Linked DNA regions of Homo sapiens: all the other regions are linked to region 2. A link is a contact called in ENCODE Hi-C or POLR2A ChIA-PET data. All regions are on one chromosome and are shown on one strand. Each heading gives the region's core, a stretch centred on a gene start or an enhancer-like site at or near the end of the contact. The rest is flanking DNA. Distances are from core to core; before and after follow the strand shown.

Region 1 (4,367 bases), core at 867-3,366, 190 kb before region 2:
GGGGTAGGAGACAGGATCTATAGTCAATGTCATGTATCAGGAACAATCTGGCCCATGTGTTAGTGCTCTGATCTGCTTTAACTGCAAATGTTTCCTCCATCTGCACCTCATTTTCTAAAGAATCAAAGTCCTAGGAGGAAGTACAGGATTGGCCAACCTCAGGTCATGTGTTTCAGACTGGGCAAATGTACAGGTCAGGAGTCTTGCTCTGTCACCAGGCTGGAGTGCAGTGGCACAATCTCAGCTCACTGCAATTTCTGCCTCCTGGGTTCAAGTGATTCCCCTGCCTCAGCTCCTGAGGAGCTGGGACTACAGGCGCACACCGCCACACCTGGATAATTTTTTGTATTTTAGTAGAGACGGGATTTCACCATGTTGGCCAGGATGGTCTCGATCTCCTGACCTTGTGATCTGTCCACCTCAGCCTCCCAACATGCTGGGATTACAGGCATGAGCCACCACGCCCAACCCAGCCCTTCTTTTTCTAAAGGAGTAGCCATAAAGACTTTGCCAGTGAACCCTCTGAGTGCATCCACAGATGGCTCACTGTTTTGTAACCTAAAAGTGCCTGTGCAGACTACGTGCCCATGGCCTGCCTCTGGGACAGATACATAGTTGTTTTCCAGAAGACTGTTTTGGAAAGATGAAGAAATGAATTCTGCCATCAAATCCAGTTGTATCTTTCAGCTTGTTAATGCCACATAGAGCTTTATGCTTCTATTACCTGCACTAAAACACACCAGTGTCACTTAGTGAACTTTTTAATTGGCTTTTTAAAATAGTAATGTAATCAGGCTCCTCATGCACAAAAATCTGCAGACGGGCTGAAAGGGAAAATGTGAATCACAGTTTAAATACATGCTTTTCGACTGCTTTGTAAGACAAACAGATGTATTAATTAGCACATACTTTAGGGTATGTTATATACTTAAATGGAGGAAAGCGAACAGAATATCATCTCACCAGAGGCAATAAAGATTTGAGCTCTGACCCTAGAAACAAAATGGCATCTTGTTTTCAGAAATGCCTAGCTGTGAGAACAATGAGTCAGGGGCTTAGAGGAATGATCTCTGGATTTATGTAACAAGAAGGCTCTTGTTCAAGTGGTATATAAGAACTAGACCACAGCCTTAGTAATGTGGGGAAAGCCTTTTAAAGTAGATCCATATGAAGAAATTCAGTAGTCACAGAGCTAAGACATTTTCAAAGGTCTTTAGTAACAAAATTGTGCTAATGCCCAGGACTTAAGAATAAAAAGATTTAGACTGAAGGTAGAGGTGAGTCCTTGGTGTGCATTGTATTATGCTAAGTGTTATTGAAATAATTTAAAAAATGGCAGGGTCTGTACCATGTAGGAGATGACATTGAAGGGATCACATGGACATAATTATGGATTTAATGCAGCATATTTTTTAATGAGAAATTAGTGTTTTGTTTTTTTTTAACTGAAAGATCAAAAGAACTCTTTTCCTTAGAAGGAAGAAAATGTGATTCTTCCTTTTCTTGACCTTTTATGGCATTCATTCTTGCCCACCTTGGGCAGTTATTTTTGTATAGGTCTTGTCTTACTGGACTTCAAGAATGAGATAAAGGAAAAAGGACTATGTCTCATTTCTTTCTACTCCATCCCACACATAATGCTTCCCTAGTACACAGAGAATTCTCTGTATGTGTGTGCTGAATGAATGAATCATCAAAGTCAGTAAAGAAGACATAGGGCTCCTTCAAGTCCAGAAAGAATCTTCCCGTATCACTTTAGACGAAACTGTGTGAACTTGGCAAGTAAATGCACCTCTCTGGGGCTTCCCAGTAAAATGAAATGATGAAATGTTGGTAAAATAGGGAATGGTAAATTGGTTTCAACTTACATGCCTACTCAGTCAATTTCTCTGGACTCTAAGTCTGGATGCTCTTTTTGGCCGGATTGCACACTTCTGATATGAGAAGGCACGACCTTGCCTGGTGGGAAAGAAAGTGGCATATGGGAGCATTGTGTCTATGTCCTGCTCATCTGTAGGTTGCTGTATCTACGTTGTTTTAGAGAATGAGGAAGGAAATGACTTGTGAAAGTACAACATTAACAGAATGCAAACATTGTGACAGTCTTCACCTGACCTTTGATGTAGATATTTTCTTACCCTTTAGAAGATTTCCTAAAAGAAAAGCCATGTTTATCCAGTGCTCAGGTGACACTGAGCAGAGTAGGCTGTGGTATACGCTGGATTTCCAAATGCAGGCTGATGGAACCTCATGCTTTCACTGATAAGAACCACCTAAAATGCTTGTTTTAGGTATGGCTTCCTGAGTCCCACCCTACAATAAATTAATTAAAATCTTGAGACTAGGGTTCAGGAGGAATATTTATGCTAAGAAAATTTTCCAAGATGATTCTGACATGAAGCCAAAATTGGAAAGCACTGTTTTTCATGGCTGAATCATAGTCCAAAAGTATCTGAACAGGGTGAAACAAACATGATGAAATGTCAGAGACAAATGTAAATCCCTTAACTTTACAATAACAAGAACTGGGAAAACCTAGGCCGACAGCAGCATGTGTAATACAACTGCAGCTTCAATATTTGGTTGCCTGTAAGCTCTGGCTGAGCCAACTCTGAGATACAGCTTACCAAAACAGCGACAGTGGTGTTAGGCTGAAGGCATAGGAATATAATGACGAAGCAAAAGACAGCTCTCTTTCCTATTCTGTAGTTTCAGAAGACAGCTGCATTGTGTTCTTGATTTAGTAGGGGTAATTGTTATTTTTAGTAGCAATATAGAGTAGCTGTAGTAGTAATAACAATCCTTTATGCAGCACTTCATTATTTATAAGTTTATATTCAACATTTTATCCGCCCTAAATAAAAACTTCAATTTAGCTGTGTTATGCAATAGAGCCCATTGGTGGACACACTACTCAAACCTACATCTTTTATCCCCCAAGTCTCATGTCGTGTTTGGCAATGTGGAGAATTTACAGGCCAGGAGAGTAAGATAGCCGAAAACCATGCCATCAGAAAAAACAGAGTTCCTTACCCAGAAGAAGACTTCATAAGGCCTTGCCTGTTGTCACCGAAGGCCTGGTGGGTTTCCACAGGGAAGAGAGGGCAGACTTGTCACAGGAGGCCTCAGAGGACAGAACTTGACCAATGGTAAAAGTTACAGGGAGACATACCTTGGCCCACACCTTGACCCAAAATATTTCTTAATCATCAAAGTCCCCGAAAGATGAAACAGGCTACCTATAGGGAGATTTTGGAAAACTATGTACTAGGAATGGATGGGGAAGAATTTGGGGTGGGTGACTTCAGAGGTCTTAGAAGGGACCCTGAGTTGTGCAACCTGGGCCCATGCAACCTTCTGATGATTAGGGCTGCTGAAACAGCAGGGCTGAAGGCAGGAGTAGTGGGATAGAATGGCCTCAGGTGTGGGAAGCTGCCACTCTGCACCCAAGTGACTGAGAGCTTCACCTGTTTGCCCTGTGACCTGCACTGGAGAACCTCATACTTTAGCCTTAGCTAGCACATTGGGAGCAACCTGATATCCTGTATGCTTTGGGGAACCGCAGCCTTTCTCCTTTTACATGTGTTTAGTGAGCCTTGATTTAGTCGTAGAATTACAGATTTCTAGAGCTTAGAGCCAACTCAAAGACCACTTAGAGGTCATTTGGCCCAACCTGGCCACATTATAGACAGGGAAACAGACAGTTAAATCTGTGACTTAAATTATAAACACCATTAAAAATTAGAGTTAGAGGCCAGGCACAGTGGCTCGCACCTGTAATCCCAGAACTTTGGGATGCCAAGGTGGGAGGATAACTTGAGGCCAGGAGTTCTTGACCAGCCTGGCCAACATGGTGAAACCCCATCTCTACTAAAAATAAAAAACATAGTCAGATGTGGTGGAACATGCCTGTAATCCCAGCTACTTGTGGGAGGCTGAGGCATGAGAATTGCTTGAACCCAGGAGGCGGAGGTTGCAGTGAGCTGAGATCGTGCCACTGCACTCCAGCCTGGGCAATAGAGCAAGACTGTCTCAAAAAAACAAACAAACAAAAAACAAATAGAGTTACAAGAGAACCTCAGGCCATGCCCCATCTGGCCACACCCCTTCATTTTCCTGAGAAAAGGAGTGATTAACTAAGATCACTAAATGAGAGATGGCATGGCCAAGACTGTAGCCCCGTCCCTTGTCTCTCAGTGTGATGTTCCTACTGCTGACACGTTTCATCTCCTCTTTTCCACTGAGGACCTGTTCCTTCTGTCTCTTCCACTAGGGAAAATACCCTCTGCTTTGGGATGCAGGGAGGCTGGAGCTGAGCTCACAGGGGGCCAAATCTGTCCCTCTATGCCACAGTGCCACCTTCTCTG
Region 2 (4,099 bases), core at 1,390-3,889:
GCCTTAAACATTGATAAAATCCTGATGGTGAAACCTTTAATGTAATCTGAAAATGAGGCACTATGGTGACTAGAAGTGTTCAGTGCCATTTGCAAAAGTGAATGTTTCACGACTTTGTACTTCTTCCATGTATTTCATTAAAATATGAAGTAAGACCCAAGTCAGTGTCTTACTGACTCTGGATTTCTGATTTCTGGTGATCTTTATGTTAATATCTTCTATTCAAAGGAGTTGCAATCAAATATTACTATATTGTTTCCATGATCCTTGTCAAAGATGACATGTACTGTACCAAATAGTTCTGCAATCAAGCTGTTTCTTGATGTAAAAATCTAATCACAATAGTCTTGAATCTCTGAAAATTTAAATATTTGAGTTTCAATAGTTCCCTACTTATCCCTAGTTCTAGACTCTTAAAGAACATTGGTTTGTTAAAATCCTTCCGTTGTTTTTTCCATAACAAGTTGTTTGTTACACTTCCATGATCCCACTCTTTGTTATGAATTCCAGACATGGCAATGATATTTACTAGCTTGTAATTCCCAGGTAGCTCTTCATATTAGGGTGGAAATCCTATTGGCAATGTGATGCTCCCTCTGGTTTAGTAGTAATGACAGGCTGTGCATTCTGGACGATGGCTCCACAGTTTTATACATGACTTATTCCAGAATTCTGGAGTGAATGTCATCAGTCCAGGTGATTTGTTTACTTAGTTTGTTCATTCCATTTAGTGTGTGTGTGGAGGGGGGTGGCAGTACGCAGCATGGAGCCCTGACCCGATAGGCCAGCAATTTGAATCCTTGCCCCAAATCTGCATCTAACTTGGATGAACTTGAGTAAGTCATTTCCCTCTGTAGCTCATCATTGCCATCTGAGACTCGAAGGGGTTGGATAAAATGATCTCTATGGTTCCTTCCAGTTTTGTCATTTTGTGATTCTAAAATGTGCTGTCATTCATAGTTCTTCCTGGCAAGGTCTCTGGTGGGCAAAACTAGGGCCAGCTGTAACAGCTGACAACATATCTTTCTTTTCTTTTTCTTTCTTTCTTTCTTTTTTTTTTTTTTTTTTTTTTTTTTGAGATGGAGTTTTGTGCTTGTTGCCCAGGCTGGAGTGCAACAGCATGATCTCGGCTCACTGCAAACTCTGCCTCCCAGGTTCAAGCGATTCTCCTGCTTCAGCCTTTCTAGTAGCTGCGGTTACAGGAATGTACCACCACGCCCGGCCAAGTTTGTATATTTAGTAGAGACGAGGTTTCTCCATGTTGGTCAGGCTGGTCTCGAACTTCCAACCTCAGGTGATTGGCCGGCCTCGGCCTCCCAAAGTGCTGGGATTACAGGCATGAGCCACCACACCCAGCACATCTTTCTTTTCTTGCCAGCACTCAGAAGCTTCACTTCAAATAAACTGTGGGGAAAGTATACTTGATCAAGTACAGTGGACTATGGAATTCAGCAACTAGCATGGCAACCTAGACGGACAAGAGCTCGAAAGCAGTGCTGTGAAATCATTAGTATTGACTTTCTATTTGTAAAATAAATTGAAAACATACCCATAGATGAAGTTTAGAGTAAAAATAAAGAGGGAGGAGAGATTGCTTTGCTTGTTTCACAGTGCTGGCATTGGAACTATGTCTTTATTAAGGCCTCATGCAGAGGGAAGGGACTTGAACTAAACAGACTTCTAACTTCTATTTTAGTGGCATTCTCTTGCTGATGACCTTGTGCTTGTTTGTTTTCCTCTTTGGGCCTTTATTTCTTCCACCTGTTAATAAGCATCTTGGGATAAGACAGTGCCTCTCAAAGTGTAATGTCCATGTGAATCATCTGGAGATCTTGTTAAAATGCTGATTCTGATTCAGCAGGTCTGAAGTAGGGCCTTGGGATCCTCAGTTCTAACACGGTCTTTGCTTCTCCTTCAGTCATTGAGAAGCAGAGGCTAGACAGTTTTTAAGTCCTTTTCAGCTGTGAACACTCCATGTTTCAAATAATCTCCCAACACTAGAGTGAGAAGCAGAATAGGAAGGCCTCTCTGGATGGAACATCATCTATATTAAAATGCCTTTTTGTTTTAGACAGGAAAGAATGGAATTCCTAAACTTGGGCTTAAGCAAGAGGAAAGGAAAGCACTGAAGGGGACATTTACTGTGAGGTCTGAGGTGGTTCCAAAAGGTATTAATGCTTGGAAGGAAGGAAGAAAAACCAGGCAGAAAGTTGGCTTGAGGCAGGTATAGAAGTCAGGGAAAAACAATCCACAAAAACCAGTGGTGGTGGTGTTGGAAGTGGTCATAGGAAAGTAATAAAGAGTTTTAATGCTAATTCTCCAGAGATGCGTGATTGGCCTTGTGTTTTGTAGATATTGTCCCACAGTCCATTATGGCAATCCTACAAAGCTGCAGGGGTGCAGCAATGCTGTCTCCACCATAAGGCAGAACTAAGTGGAGAGAAAGGAGGGACAATCATACGGAGAGGGAGGGGAGCCTCTTGGACCCTACAGAGCCTTAGCTCCGACACCCCAGTAAGGGGCTGGAGCCTGCTCTGCATCTGCTGTGGCTCTCCCTGGGTCACCCACCGGAGCCGCCGTGGGCAGTGGTATGGGGGAAGGAAAGTGTCTCAGCACAACCTCAGTTTCACTTCCTGCCTCAAAACACAGAGAGTCATTATATAAATATCAACCTCAGCAGCTGCTGCCCTCATCCCTCTTCTCACTATTACTCCCGAAGCTCAGCTCACAGCCAAGGCGCCTGCCAGGCCTCTCACTTTCCCCTGATCCCACGGCACTTGCACCAGGCCCGCCAGGTGGGTGCCTGGGGCAGAAATGAATCACAACTGCTCTCTGGCCCTCCAGCCAGCCATACCCAGCAGCCCTTGCGTCGCTGAGCAGGGGAGGTCGTCCTGACTGGTAGCCCACGTTAATCAAATTAAACCTTGTTCACAGACGTGACAGGCAGTCAGCCCATCCGTGGAGGCCGCAGAATGCACCGTCAGCACTCATTGCTGCTAGAGGTGGGGCAGGAAAGAACGCAGCATGTTTATATGTATATATCATAAAATGTTCTATTAAATTAGCTAAAATCACCAAAACTTTCAAAGGTGTTTTAAGTCAGGAAGCAGTGTGGTAGGTATAAAGAGTGGTCTGGAATGAAAGACCAAGAATGTGTTAGTCTCTCTAGTATGAATGAGTAAAATCTTTTTCTAATCTCCAATCATAAGAACTCCTCTTTGAACTTTGGTTCATTTTTCTTTATTTTCTTTCTAAAGATGTTACTAAAAGAACAAACAAACAAAGAAACAAAAACCCAAAAGGCAGGCCTGTCACATGATCTCCCTGATCCTCAAGTTTTTCATCTTTAAAATAATGACATGAACCTGCTTCTCTTCCAGGGTTGTGCAAGGAACATGAGATATGTGAGGTTTCCTTCTCTGCCTATTGATCACAATGGTTGACATGTTACTCTGTGTGTGTGTGTGTGTGTGTGTGTGTGTGTGTTATAAGAGAGGTTAGCAAAATGTAAGCTGTTATTCCGAGCTATTATAATTACTGATACCTTAACCATGTTGCAGCCATGGTCATGTTAGAAGCGGAAGAGCCCGGGCAAGGACTGGTAATATGGCTTCTCTGGGTCCTTAAAACAGTCAATGGAAAGCAATGTTTGGGAATCTCATCACCTGTGTGTTACTCAACTGATCAAACATTGTTAAAATATGCTCATTCTCCCACTTGATCAACTTGCGACCTAATTAGATATTTGTGATTTATTATTAAGCAACAAAAACAAATTACTAAGCAGTTTTTCAGTGCAAATCCATTAAAAATTTATTTATAAGCTTTAGAAAAAAGATTTTAAAAAGATGATGGATATTCACCAAAATGTTAACTACTGGCAATCTCTGGGAGGAGGAATTTGCATGGCTTAAATGTCTTTCTTTGTACTTTTTAAAATCACCCAAATTGGACAGGATTAACATCAGAAAAATTGACCCCTCAAGGAACACAGAGGTTAAGTGCTGTTAGCTTTTCCTTTTCCCTAAACACACATGTTGGTGTCAAATGAAGGGAAATTCAAGGTGAGAGAGCCAAAGCAGGCCACCGGGGGGTCCAA
Region 3 (4,028 bases), core at 141-2,640, 140 kb after region 2:
ATACTGCTGTGGTGGCATCTGCGATGTCACCATCACCACGACTGACAGAAAAATTATCCTGGAATAAAAGTTCCTTTTCTTTGGTCTCTCAGGAAAAAGAAAAATCTTCAGAGCGATACCACATGTTTGTTCTGTGCCTTTTAGCTTACAGTGTCTTTCACGTAAATTACTTTTGGTCTCCTAACAACCTTGTGGTGATGTGTGTGTGCAAGAGGGGATATGGCACAAAGAAGGCTCATGGAGGAGAGGAATTACTTCCTCTGGATTCATGGGGTCCCTGAGGCTCAGAGAGGTCAAGCAACATGATGAAGTTCACACAGGCCGTCAAAGATAATGCAGGAACTCAGATGGTGGTTTCCTGCCTCCAGACTTCATGCACTTCTAACTTTCTTGAGCGCCCAGGGACACCACATCTTTAGGTCAACAGAAATGGAGGGAGCCTCTTTGTTTGGTTACTATACCTTCTGAAGTCCAGTCTCAGCTACATTCTTTTAAGGAATCCATCAATTTTAGTTGAAAATGCAACAGAGGTGCTGTTTCTCAACTGGGGGCAATTTTGCCCCTGGTGGACATTTAACAATGTCTGGAGACATTTTGTGTTGTCACAACTGGACAGAAGGGAGTGGGTGTCCCTAGTATTTAGTGACTAAAGGTTAGAGATTTTACAAAACATCCTACAATGCACAAGGCAGCCACCACCCCCACCCCCAATAACAAAGAATTATTCAGGCCAAAATGTCTAGAGTGCCAAGGTGGGGAAACTGTGTTGGAGGAAAAACAAAAAACAAAACAAAACAAAAACCCTACCTCCAATTCCCAGATCACCATGCACTTAGAAAGCTTTTCATAATGTCTCATTTCTAAAACCGACTATAGATGTTTTGCAAGCATATTTTTCTCCTATCATAAGGAGGATCTGCTAAATATGTCATAGCTGGAAGGGGAAACTGAGGCCCAGAGAAAAGAGGTGACTGTTCAAGGTCACCCAGCTAATAAATGATGGAGAAAGAACAGGCCCATTCTCCTGCCCTAAGGAGAATGCATTTTCTACTTCATCATGCTAAGCTTTGAGCCATTTTCTGACTCACTGATTCAATAAATGTTGTGATCTGAATATGCTCACTGACACAGACTTGCTTACAGCTTATTCTCACACAAAAATGAGGAGATGTGAAAAAAAAAAATACGAAGACATGTGAAAAAACCCAATGCAATGTGAGAAGAACCTCGTTGATTCTGCCTCAGTTCCCTTGATGTCTTTAGACCCACACCCACGACACAGCTAGCTGCTGGACAGAGGGGCTTTTAGTCTCTTTTTGAAGAGATAAAAGGTAAAAGCTCTCTACTGGAAATGAAACTGACGTCATTGAAGCCCTCAAGTTTCCTTGCAGAAGGCACATTACTGAAAATATCTAAGTTTCTTGGAACTTCAATCTTTTTCTTTTTTTTCTTATTTGATTTTCATAGCTTGTTCTGTTGGTTTAATGTTTGTTTTTCACTCAGCCAGTCAGTGAAACTGGGTTGGTCAGTGAACTTTCTAGGGACTGGAGGTTTCACTTTCAGGGTCTAAAAGTTTTGGTTTGGGCTTTTAAAGCCTTCATTAAGACAATTAGGGTTTAGCATTCCAGGCCAAGAGTGAATTTAAAAGATATGCATGCAAGAATTGCTTAGATAGTATTTATTGAATAGGTTAATTTTGACAAAATATTTATCCAACATGTGCTCTGTATTAGGCTCTGCCATAGGCAACAGAGAAACAGCCCTGAGCAAGACCCAGATGCTTTCTTCCCTCTATTGCTGACAGTCTGACTGGGGAAATTAATCAGTAAATAGTTCTCATCTACCCCTTAAAAAAAAATCCCTTACACTCTATGGAAGACTGAGCTCAAATTTTATTCTCTTACTAGAATATCCTTACCTTTTTTTCTTGGTCAAATTCCTATTCAGTTTTTGGGGATAAAAGCAAACGCCAACTCTCAAAAAAAAAACCTTTAGAAATCTCCCTAGGTAATCAGAAAATGCTTGTTCAGTACATCTTCAACCTCTTCTCCAAATGGTTACAAAACCATTCAGCATGCATTGTGGCCCCTTGTGGGAAAGTGGTGTAGGCTGTTCATTAAGAGGCACCCTTGTTTAAAACTAGATTGTATCACCTGCTGGTGCCTTGAGTAGTTTACTTAGACTCTCTGAGCCCAGTTTCATCATCCGTTGTGAGGATGAAGTATCGCACAGCCTGTGCAGTACCTGGCATATGGCAATTGCTCAGTACAGAGTTAGCCTAAGTGTCAGGCACTAAGCTCTCTGTGCTGCAGAGGATCCAAAAATTCAAGTGACATGGGCACTTCTCCCACAGAGCTCATAATATAGCAAGTAGAAACGTTCACAAAACCTCTGCAAAAGATAGACCACGACATGTTGAGAGGTGACAGCGCGCTGGCAGCCCTCACAGCCCTCGCTCACTCTCGGCGCCTCCTCTGCCTGGGCTCCCACTTTGGCGGCACTTGAGGAGCCCTTTAGCCCGCCACTGCACTGTGGGAGACCCTTTCTGGGCTGGCCAAGGCCAGAGCTGGCTCCCTCAACTTGCAGGGAGGTGTGGAGGGAGAATGTTAGAACATTTATTATAAAAAGTATTGAGGAGCAGATGAACATTAGTTCTGCATGGTGGAGCTGATTATCGGCAAAGGTTCTTAGAAAGGATAGAATTTAAGCTAGAGCACGAAAAGAGGATAGGATCTTTGAGGCAAGTCTTTCAGGCAGAGGAGGAGGGGAAAAAAGTGTATTGGGCATGCCCAGAAGAGGAAATGGCTTACCCCACAAAAGGCAGTGAATGTGAGAGCACTGGGTGTGGCTAAGCCTTTGTGTCGCTGAAGGGTGAGATTTTAGAGGTAGAATAGGTGTGAGAGAAGAGGGTTTGAGATACGGGTGGAATTCAGTATGGGATTATTAGCAGAGTTAATTGGAAAACAGCATCAAATTTTTAAGGGTTTGAAATGCCCAGTGCAATGTTTGGACTTCCCTCTGAGAGCAAAAGGGAGGCACTCATGTTTCTGAGTACAAGGATGGCTTGAATTGATGAGATTCCTGCTATCAAGTTGCTCCATCTGGTCAAGAACAAGGTAGAGAACAAACTGTAAGAGGATGTGATGAGTGAGACACTAAAAGCCTGAAAGAGGAAACCATTAAGGAGCAAGGCTTTAAGAGAAGAAAAGAGGAAACCTAACACCCTGATCATTCCTCCACCATCTTGTGCTCGTCTATTAATGCCTGTCTTCCTCTCTTGACTCTGAGCTCCTTAAGAGCCCAGCACAGTGCCTGTCATTCAACAAAACTTCAGAAAATGTGGATAAAAATAAGAAATTGTAGATAACTTCAGACATAGTAAGTATAGTGGATAGGAAACAAAGAGTGTTAAGGCTAGGAGACCTCTTAGGAATTTTTTGCAATAGCTCAAGTGAGAACTGTTAAGTCTGGAAGAAGTGCAGTGGAGTGGGCATGGAAGGGCGAGGATCAACAGAGATAGAGTAGGTATCGGGCTGGACGCAGTGGCTCATGCCTGTAATCCCAGCACTTTGGGAGGCCAAGGAAGGCGGATCACTTGATATCAGGAGTTCAAGACCAGCATGGCCAACATGGTGATACCTCGTCTCTACTCAAAATACAAAAATATTAGCTAGGTGCAGTGGTACATGCTTGTAATCCCAGCTACACAGGAGGCTGAGGCAGAAGAATCACTTGAACCCGGGAGTTAGAGGTCACAGTGAGCCGAGATGGCACCACTGCACTCCAGACTGAGCGACAGAGCAAGACTCTGTCTCAAAAAAAAAAAAAAAAAAGGAGGTATCAGGGATTGGTTGGAGGTGAGGAGGGTAAGCGAGGAGGCAGAGAGTAGAGATACTGAGTCTGGGTGCTTGGAAGCGTGATGATGCCATCAACCTATCAACTCAGAGCAGAAGGGCTCGAATGACAAGGACATTGCCCAAGCAGGAATTCAATATATATTTGCGGAGAGGATGGATGGGTTGATAGAT

What was found. A loop is a pair of places that touch in the nucleus more often than their neighbours do. ChIA-PET counts read pairs that join two places held with the same protein, here RNA polymerase II (POLR2A). Pooled maps may share reads with other maps.
Region 1: a pooled map shows a loop between it and region 2 (1.8-fold over the local background). The contact joins two enhancer-like sites. A Hi-C loop is called at or near these places in 7 of 50 pooled maps. POLR2A ChIA-PET finds 5 or more read pairs at or near these places in 2 of 52 experiments (OCI-LY7 and activated T-cell).
Region 3: a loop to region 2 is called in a map with no recorded cell type, with 6 times the contacts of the local background. The contact joins two enhancer-like sites. A Hi-C loop is called at or near these places in 16 of 37 single-sample maps with no recorded cell type and 8 of 50 pooled maps. POLR2A ChIA-PET finds 5 or more read pairs at or near these places in 6 of 52 experiments (T-cell, activated CD4-positive, alpha-beta T cell, activated CD4-positive, alpha-beta memory T cell and 2 more).

What each region holds. Positions count from the first base shown.
Region 1 is chr3:188,121,065-188,125,431 of GRCh38, reverse strand. No RefSeq gene overlaps it. Among named protein-coding and RNA genes, the nearest start is that of LPP-AS2, 31 kb to the left of the region's middle. Within about 2 kb of position 2,116, at least 3 of the 41 ENCODE cell types and tissues checked have a DNase peak (open chromatin) inside an H3K27ac peak, as active enhancers do.
Region 2 is chr3:187,934,556-187,938,654 of GRCh38, reverse strand. No RefSeq gene overlaps it. Among named protein-coding and RNA genes, the nearest start is that of LINC01991, 40 kb to the left of the region's middle. Within about 2 kb of position 2,639, at least 2 of the 41 ENCODE cell types and tissues checked have a DNase peak (open chromatin) inside an H3K27ac peak, as active enhancers do.
Region 3 is chr3:187,797,518-187,801,545 of GRCh38, reverse strand. No RefSeq gene overlaps it. Among named protein-coding and RNA genes, the nearest start is that of BCL6, 54 kb to the right of the region's middle. Within about 2 kb of position 1,390, at least 3 of the 41 ENCODE cell types and tissues checked have a DNase peak (open chromatin) inside an H3K27ac peak, as active enhancers do.